Linked DNA regions of Homo sapiens: region 2 is linked to region 1. The links are chromatin contacts, found by Hi-C or POLR2A ChIA-PET in ENCODE. All regions are on one chromosome and are shown on one strand. Each heading gives the region's core, a stretch centred on a gene start or an enhancer-like site at or near the end of the contact. The rest is flanking DNA. Distances are from core to core; before and after follow the strand shown.

Evidence for each region. Hi-C counts contacts between places; a loop is a spot of excess contacts on that map. ChIA-PET counts read pairs that join two places held with the same protein, here RNA polymerase II (POLR2A). Pooled maps may share reads with other maps.
Region 2: a pooled map shows a loop between it and region 1 (2.3-fold over the local background). The contact joins two enhancer-like sites. A Hi-C loop is called at or near these places in 1 of 168 maps with a recorded cell type or tissue (aorta) and 2 of 50 pooled maps. POLR2A ChIA-PET finds 5 or more read pairs at or near these places in 3 of 52 experiments (activated T-cell and endothelial cell of umbilical vein).

The regions. Positions count from the first base shown.
Region 1 is chr5:78,906,887-78,911,913 of GRCh38, reverse strand. The region is part of intron 4 of ARSB (arylsulfatase B); the gene reads left to right. Among named protein-coding and RNA genes, the nearest start is that of ARSB, 76 kb to the left of the region's middle. Within about 2 kb of position 3,178, at least 17 of the 41 ENCODE cell types and tissues checked have a DNase peak (open chromatin) inside an H3K27ac peak, as active enhancers do.
Region 2 is chr5:78,828,164-78,832,909 of GRCh38, reverse strand. The region is part of intron 6 of ARSB (arylsulfatase B); the gene reads left to right. Among named protein-coding and RNA genes, the nearest start is that of ARSB, 150 kb to the left of the region's middle. Within about 2 kb of position 2,594, at least 8 of the 41 ENCODE cell types and tissues checked have a DNase peak (open chromatin) inside an H3K27ac peak, as active enhancers do.

The DNA.
Region 1 (5,027 bases), core at 1,929-4,428:
AGAAATTTGGATGGGCTTCAGGAAAAGAGGTTTAATAGTGGATTTGCCCCTAACTAGCTGTACAGCCTCTTGCATATCATTTAATCTATCTTGACCTCATTGTCTTTGTATTGAGATTCTGTGGTCCAGTCATGGGAATTAAAATCACCATCCATAGAAAGCTGTGTCTCTCGTCTCTTTGTGATTCAACACTTCATCTTTTCTGCAGAGTAGAACACCTTGTAGGCAGGTTCATAATCTTCTCTGTACTTGGAAATCACCCGGAAAGCCCCCTTTCAAGTTTCTAATTGCCCAAGTTATTCTTTTTTTTTTTTTTTTTTTTTTTTTTTTTTTTTTTTTTTAGAGGGAGTCTCACTCTGTTCCCCAGGCTGGAGTGCAGTTGTGCGATCTGAGCTCACTGCAACCTCCGCCTCCTGGTTTCAAGCGATTCTAGTGCCTCAGCCTCCTGAGTAGCTGGAATTACAGGCGTGCACCACCACACCCGGCTAATTTTTGTATTTTTAGTAGAGACGGGGTTTCACCATGTTGGCCAGGCTGGTCTCAAACTCCTGACCTCAGATGATCCATCTGCGTTGGCCTCCCAAAGTGTGCCCAAGTAATTCTATAATGTAGCCAGGATGAGAACCACTGGTATCAGGTCTAGACCCAGGGACTCATTATTATAAAACATTCCCCTTTGACATACCTTTTCATCCTTGAGTCAGGACAATTTTACCTTTCAGAAAGTAGCTACAGTCCTTTTATAATTTACTCCTCACCAAAGGTAAAATACATCCATTTTCTCTGTGTGTGACTTCTGACTATTCTGCACTGATTCAATACCCCTTCGTTTTTTGCTTATTTTTTCATTCTCACCATTCAACCACACTTGACACTTGAATCACTTTTGTTGATTTAAAAGAACAACAACAACAAAAATACAGAGTAAGATCACTTGACTTTATTGTATTAGCCATTAAATCTCTTTCTGGAGCAATAGTTCTCTAAGTATGGTCCCAGGAGCAGCAATATCACTATCACCTGGAAACTTGTTAGAAAGGCAAATTCTCAGGCCCCTTTCTGGACCAGAAGCTCTGGAGATGGTTCCCAGCAGTCTGTTTTCACAAGACTTCTAGGTGATTCGACACACTATTGCTTGAGAGCTGTTCTAGAGAGATTTTATATTTTCAGATAGTTGGATTTTTAAAAATTTTTTTAGTGTGCTCAGATATTTTTGAAGTAATCGTTGTCTGAACTTACTTGGTCTAGAAATAGAAGAGATGTTCTATTTCTAAAGGGGATATTTCCCAATCCTACCCATCTTTTTATCCTTTAGAAGTTTTCATCTTCTTTTCTGCTTTTAGAAGACCTATCCATATCTCTCTTATTTTTACACTGAAAATTTAGTCTTACATTCTATTATCATGGAAACTTTAATAATCAATGCTATTTCAATGATGTATTATGATGTGATGTAACAATAGATGGGGCAGTGACTAATACAACATTAATTTCTACTTCTTCATTTGTTTATTTTTATTGGACCTTCAGATGACATTCTTCTTACTTTATGAAGGGGGCCAGCCCCTCCACACCTGTGGGTATTTCTCATCGGGTGGGACGAGAGACTGAGAAAAGAAATAAGACACAGAGACAAAGTATAGAGAAAGAACAGCGGGCCCAGGAGACCGGTGCTTAGCATACAGAGGACCTGCACCGGCACCGGTCCCCGGGTTTCCTCAGTATTTATTGATTACTATTTTCACTATCTCAGCAAGAGGAATGCGGCAGGAGAACAGGGTGATAGTGGGGAGAAGGTCAGCAAGAAAACATGTGAGCAAAGGAATCTGTGTCACAAATAAGTTCAAGGGAAGGTACTATGCCTGGATGTGCATGTAGGCCACATTTATGCTTCTCTCCACCCAAACATCTCAGTGGAGTAAAGAGTAGCAGAGCAGCATTGCTGCCAACATGTCTCGCCTCCCGCCACAGGGCGGCTTTTCTCCTATCTCAGAATTGAACAAATGTACAATCGGGTTTTATACCGAGACATTCAGTTCCCAGGGGCAGGCAGGAGACAGTGGCCTTCCTCTATCTCAACTGCAAGAGGCCTTCCTCTTTTGCTAATCCTCCTCAGCACAGACCCTTCACGGGTCTCGGGCTGGGGGGATGGTCAGGTCTTTCCCATCCCACAAGGCCATATTTCAGACTATCACATGGGGAGAAACCTTGGATAATACCCAGTTTTCCTGGGCAGAGGTCCCTGTGGCTTTCTGCAGTGCATTGTGCCCCTGGTTTATCGAGAATGGAGAATGGCGATGACTTTTACCAAACATACTGCCTGTAAACATTTTGTTAACAAGGCACATCCCACACAGCCCTAGATCCCTTAAACCTTGATTCCATACAACACATGTTTCTGTGAGCTCAAGGTTGGGGCAAAGTTACAGATTAACAGCATCTCAGGGCAAAGCAATTGTTCAGGGTACAGATCAAAATGGAGTTTCTTATGTCTTTCCCTTTCTACATAGAGACAGTAATGGTCTGATCTCTCTCTCTTTTCCCTACAACTTAAGAACACAGACACAGATTATTTTTTAAAGTTATTCTTAAACATGTGGAATTACTTTATAATAAACCCAAAAGTTGCTGTTGTTAGAGGGAAATTTTTACTAAGTCAAGTACTCTCTGGAAAAAAAAATGTGTGAGCATAAGCTAATATCATAAATGAAATGATGAAGAAGAGGATAAGGGCACATGGTCCTAAGTGAGGAAACTTTGACCCAGAAACCTTTTGCAGTGACAGAAGTAGACCAAGAGTCCAAGTCTCCATGCTTCCAATTCAGTATTCCTTGCATGAAATGTCACTGCCTTTCGAGACTATACCGTTTACCTAATTGGTTGGATCTTTGTCAAGAGCTTGATCCAAGTGGAGTTTCTTTGTTTAATATATAAAGCATTTGCAAGTCCTTTCAAGGGCAGCACATAGTTTTATTTAACTCCCTCAAGCCCTCTCACCTCTGTCAAGTTGCACCAGGAAATTCAAGGTCTAGCCAAAGGCCCCCAATGAGTTAAAAACCCAACCATCCTGCAGAGTAGAAGAAATTAATGTCAAAACCAGATGTTCCTCTGTGGGCCTTGCTGGATTCATAAGTCAGGATAAAGCCAGCGTGGATGCATGCATGTCAAAAAAAAAAAAAAAAGTCTTGGCCAGTGTTGTAGAGAAATGAAGTGTTGTTTCATCTGCAGTTCCTCTCCAGTCCTTGCTGGTTGGGAGCACTGGCTCCCGGGAGACTGGTGGCCCTGACACTCAAGCCATTAACTGAGAATGCTCTCTAATCCCTTGTTTTCATTGTTGGTGTTCCGGCCAGGCTGCCCGCACAGAGCCTGCCCGTTTTCATTGGCTGCAGGAATTGTTATTGGAGTGGCTGACAGCTGTCTGCCAGGCTGCCTGAAACTGCCTTCCTGTGCTCTCCGCTGCTGCTCCACTTCACAGCGCTATTGTTCCTGTTGAGCCTTTTCTTAAAATCTTTCCCAGCTGTATCCTGATATGGTAAACCACTTAAATTAGCTCCAGATTGTTCTGTTTATTTTGTGTTAGATAAGCGACAAAATACAGTCCCAGCGGCAGACCAAGAGGAGAGTGGAAGTCGGGGGAGGGGGGTCAGAGGACACAAGGTCTTTTACAACACAAGGTAGAGTTCCCAGACAAAACTGTGAGAGGCACAAGTATGATACAGTCACTGGCCTGACCATTTATACGTGACTCTGATGGGCCAGGTGAGCAATAACGTTGCATCTGCGCACACCTCATTCCAGAAAAGAAAATCAAGACCCCAGCATACAGCTACACTGGAAGGGAGCTAAATTTCTATTATTGGAAATAGACACAGTATTGCTGTCAGGTTGGTTGCCATGCCAGCTGTCCAGGTACCATGCTTGATGCCCTGATTACCACAAGACTTCCCCCTTCCCCCTGCTTTTAATTATCCTTCTGTAGTGCAGTGTATGGTAACTGATGGGCTCAAAACTGGCCCACATTTGCCAGTCTCCCTATATGCTCAGCACTTGAAAATGAGTCTTCTCTGCTGTAATTTAAAGCTAGAAATCCAAAGACATTGAGTCACCAGCATAGGTATTTTCCACACAGCTGCAAGTGAAACTTCACAATGGACTTGGCCGCTATTTGCTTACACTTGCCATCTGTGCAACCGCTCTACCCGTGGCCTCCCCCGCTTTGTGGTTGTCTTCTAACAGGAGCAGTCCACGCAAAGCCTTCCTGAATACTTAACAAAATTTTAAAAAATATAATAGATACTGTCCTAGCATGAAGGCGCTGCCTTTGTGATTTTTAGGAATTAACCCAAATAAAATATGAAAAATAAACTACCGAGTGCTTTAACGCAGCTAAAGCATGCAAGCAAAACCAGCAACCAGCTGAGTTCCGACAGTTACTGAGAGTTTTGTATGTGGTAATTCAAGACTCCCCAGGAAAGATCTCATGACTCACTCCAGTGTGGCTGGGCCTCCAGTCCTCACTCTGAACCAAAGTCCTGGAAACACTTTTCCACCACGTTGAGAGAAGGCGAGGGAAGAACAGGGTCAGGAGTGATCAAATGCCCTTAGAAACAGTCTCTTTCTTTCCTTTTGGGAAAACAAACTCACTGTGTAATAAAAAGGTACAAAGCCAACTTTGGAATAATAATCACCCCGCCCCATCCCCTTGCCCTCTGATGGAAAGTGCCTTGTCTTCTCCATCAAGGTCTAGCTGGGGGCTTGAACGGCCTCCGTGTCACCTCTAATTCCCCAGTTTTTACCTTGTTTCCTTTCTCTGTATCTTTTTTGCCCTTAGTTGTGTACAGTCTTGTATTTTTTCACATAGGCTATGCTTTCTGTGGATGTTGCCTCCCTCGAAAGCAGGGACCATGTGTTGAACCCCTGTTGCCTTTTCCCAGAGTAGCGGGCACCTAGCAGGTGCTTAATTAAGGTGTGTCAAATAATTGTTTCCTTTTTTATTCTTACCTGACATGAAGTATGCTCCTGTATCA
Region 2 (4,746 bases), core at 1,345-3,844, 78 kb after region 1:
GTGTATATATTTAAAACGTACGCACACACAGGAGACACACACATTCTGCTGGTAGAAGCTTGATTATAGATGAAGGGCAGTGACAGATGTTAGCATTTTCCACCCCACCAAAGGCCAGCTCTTCAAAGTGATTCCATACAGCTTTGTTACTATTTCATTTAAAGGCCCTCTTCTCTTTAAAGTTTCTAATGAGATGTTATTTCTGCTCCTGATTATAGGGTGAAAGAACAGCCTTCTTCCCACCCTCTCCTCTCTCACACACACATTTTCTGTGGTGCAATTGCCAAATCCATGCTTGAGATCCAAGAGTCGTCCAGGTTGGAATGCTTGGAGCTGCTCCCTGTTTCCTCCTCAGAGCGACATTCAGAGCCATTTCCCAGTATTATGTTGCCATTTCCAAGATTGTTTATTCAGTAAATAAATAAACGATGATGGCCTGGGATGCATGAGGTACTGTTATAAATACTCGAGATCAGTTAAGCTAAAGCCAAACCTAAAGGTCTGGCTAAAACCCAGTCTGGAAGAGTCTGGAAGAGGGCATGGACACAGCCTCTCCCCACCCTGCTGGAAGGCTGTTGGTGGTTCCCAGCTGTCCACTAGCAAGCCCTCCTACAACGCCCACCATTCAGCACCATTGCAATGCCCTCCTTCAGTCCTGTTTATCTCCCTTGTTGCCCTGCGCCTTCTGTAGAGTTCAGTGCACATTCCTACTCCTCCGTGAAGCCCTCTCTGATTCTTTTGAACTTGAGTCCCTTGAGTTTCTCTGGAGCTTCCCAGGACGGTGAGCTCTTGCTGCCTCATAGTGCAGTATTTATATTCACGTGTTTTCCCCATCCGGAGCTATAAGGAGAGCAAGGCTTCATTGTATAGTTCTCTCGGTGTCTTATGTATAAGAGATTAATACATATTGAAAGAATGCACGCTAATAAATGAATAATTTATCATCAGCTGATTCGATTAGAATCAGTCTAATGAGAACAATAGTAATTTCATACATCATTTTCAAGGCATTTTTATTTCTTTTTGGGTCTATTAGAGAAGTAGTGACACAGAGGCATCTTTCTTTCAGCCTGAAATTAGATATTAAGCAGAATCAAGAGTTAGGGGGAATGCATGGGGCTCACCCTGCTACAGATTGCTCAGCATTGCATAGAATGCCAGAGGCTAAGGGCCCCTTGGCAGTTTGTTCACTCTTTATAATCCAAGTGAAGAAACTGAGGCACCAGGTCATGCATGCTGTTAAATATCAGAGCTGGAACTCAGGGCTGTTCAGACCCGGCATGTACATCATGTCCTACTGATTTCGCAGGTCTCATCGCTTTGTGTCCTACCCTTGTCTTGTGGGAGAAGGGCACCCAGATATGAGTTACGATCATCTCACCTATATAATAGCATGTTGATGGGACATGACTCATTTAAAGGAGGCTGGAAAAATGGGTCGAGTAGTCACATTAGCCTTGCTAGATTCACATGTAATCTGACTCTGCAGATGGTGGTAGCTTCTGCTTGTAGAGCTAGTCATGGAAGCCCTGTCAGTGCCTTGTATTCACTCCACTGGAGGGTGCTGGGGGGATGAGGGAGCTGTGTGTGGGGTGGGCAGTGTCACCTAGTAAAACAGGTAGAGTTTGGGGGTGCCAGAAAGCCCTGGGTTTTATTCAATACCAGCTCTGACTTATTTCCTGTGAGCTTGTGGGTAAGTTCTTCCAGCCATCTGTTTCATCACCTATACGTTGGGAACGATTATAACAATATCTCCTGTAAATATGTCCAAACAACAGTGAACAACAATTACATTCTGGCTGCTACGATTGGGGCAGGGTGGGAAAGTTGCACTTTTCACTTTATGTATTTCTCTAGTTTTAATTTTAAATTATGAGCACATGTGACTTCCTTAATCAGGAATAAAGCCATAAAGCTTTATTTGTGAAAACCACCTCCAAGGAGGGTTCCGGTAAGCATGGAATATCTGAAATCTGCTGGGTTCTTATAGAGTGGGAGTTGCTGCTTCCGTGCCTGCCTGTACTAGGTCAGAGCAGTTAGAATTTTGTGTCGTCTCTAGTTGCCAATATTTGTCTTTAGCAGCTCGTCAAATTTTCCTTGGTGTGGGTTGCTACATGCCCTCAATCACAGAGCCAAAACACAGATAGCTTTCTCCTTTTTAATTTTCAAAGGCTTCTAGTCTGCCCCCTCCGCTTTGGGGAGCACTAAAGTCTGTTTGGAAATGTGGCCTTTTTGATGCCAAAGGCAGTCCCACAAGCCTCGTATCCCCTCCACCCCACTTCACACAGCACATCTCAAGGAGCACGCATGAAACCTTCACTGTTAACACTTGGTGCTGGCATCCTGGCTTTCATCCCGAGAAAATACACAAACCAAACCAAATCCACAGCACTTTAAAAACACTAATTAACTCTCACCACTGGCCTAGGCTACGCAGAAATGGCAAATCCCGCTGCCCCAATTTTATGTTTGGAGAAATCAGGGTAAGCAACATTTTCTAGGGCTTCTCTGAGCCAGATCACAGAAGCTGACCTGAAGGACTTGGCCTGGCCCTGCATCTGGAGTTAGGCCATTTGATGAAGGGCCAGCTGCCTCACCAGATCCCTTCTCTACAGCACCACGTGGTTAGTGGCCCATAACTCCATTTGTACATCAGCGTTTGTTTTTTTTTCCCCAGGGTTACTTTGATGCCAAACTGTCTCATGTCCAACTGACCATTTATTTATTTGCTTACTTTTCTTTAATTCTGGTACAGCCTAGAAATTTTAGCCATAGCTTCCAAGTGTAGCCTGTTAATTATAGTTGATTAAAGGTTCTATGCTGATTTTGAATTTCAACACAAAAGCAGACTAACTTCCAAACAGTCCCTCTCAGGTCCAGTGGCTCCGCCCCTTCCGTCTTCCACCCTGGAGCCTCCCCAGGTCTGGTAAAGATTTGGTGGTGTCCAGACTCCTTTTTTCCTCTCCCAGTCTGGACCAGTCATTCTCCTACCTCAGTTCCCCAGTCTTACCATCTGTAAAGATAAATATATCCATCTTTCTTGAAAGAGTCTACCATAAAATTCTGTAAAAACATAAAACCTCATAAAATTTTAGGGAACATATCCAATGAAATTAAAATTTACAAAGTAAATCTATTTTGTAAATATTTATTGATCTTGTCAGAATTTTTAGGGGTTTTAGGGTGCTTGTGTATAAGGCTGAAATAAAACTTTTGAAAACATTTCTGGGACGTTGTTGAAAACAGACTAAACGGCCTGTTTAGTAACCCATAATGTAAGATGTTAGTAATCAGGCATTTATAGACTGAAGTCTGTTACCTCTGGCAGAAAATACCTAGGGAATGAGTATATGGCCCCTGCTTCTAAAGATTCTTTTGAATCAGAGGAAAACATATGCCCAGGAAAGGATATTAACACAGTTATAAAATAAAGTAGAACAAATGATAAGTGATATAATATAAGCAGTAAGGACAAATGAAGAAGTGACAGCATTTGGGAGTGATTAGGAAAGGTGTTCTCAAAAAGGATATCTTTAAATTTGTCCATTACTTCAACAACTTTAGTTTTATCTTTCTTGATTTTAATGTGAATGAAGGAAAAGAATATTTAACACTATTAGTTTTCTATCACTGATCAAACAAATTACCATAAACTCAATGGCTTAAAACAACCAATACTTAACCATCACTCTATTTTCGTATTTTTTGAATGTTTTCAGTTCTGTAGGTCAGAAGTCTGACATGGGTCTCACTGGACTAAATCCAGGGTACCGATTGGCAGGGCTGCAGTCCCTTCCAAAGGCTGAGGGGACATCCCATTTCCTTGCCTTTTCCTGCTTCTAGAGGCTGCCTACATTCCTTGGCCCATGGCCTCCTTCCTCCATCTTCAAAGCCAGCAATGGAAGGTTGGGTCCTTTTCTAGCACATTCTTTGAACCTGGCTTCCATCATCTCATCTTGTCTGACCTGTTCTGCCTCCTTCTTCAACTTTTCTGGACTCTTGTGATAACATTGGGCCCACCTGGATAAATAATCTAGAATCACCTCCCTATTTGAAAGTCAGCTGATTAGCAATCTTAATTCCATCTGCAGCCTGAATGCCCCTTTGCCGTGTAACCTAACATATTCACAGGTCCTGGGGATTGGGACGTGGATATCTTTAGGGGGCCATTATTCTGCTACCACAAATACCTGCTGTGTTGCCCTAGACTTCATGAAAAATACAACAAGTCGCTTATAACCTAGTTGGAGAGAACAAGAACATACAAAAAGTTAAAAGAAAATCAGATAACAGTTGAAAGCTATGGTGGTAGAGACGTTACAAGTTGTACTTAATTGTCAGATCATTTCCATGGAGTCTGATAGTTGCTATGAGAGTGAAGGAGGGCTAAAACACTCAGGCCCTCTTTCACCTCCACTGAACCTCAAAGAGTTCCTAGGTGGAAAAGACCATCAAAGGAAATAGAAAAGGCTGTGAGCAAAAGGTGTGTGAGCCTATTTGGGGGACAAAGGGGAGGCATGAAAGAAGAGATGGGAAAGCTAAACAAGGACAATATGTCACACTAAGGAGATGGGATTTCATCCTGTATGCAGCAGGGAAGCTCCTTTTGTACAAATAATAGATGGGGGGGTGGTGCAAGAAATTTTTAAAAATACAGAAAAGCTCAAAATTTTTAAAAATACACACAAAAAAAATCACCCTAAACCTATTATTCTGCTACCCAGAAATAAGCATTGTTAATATTTT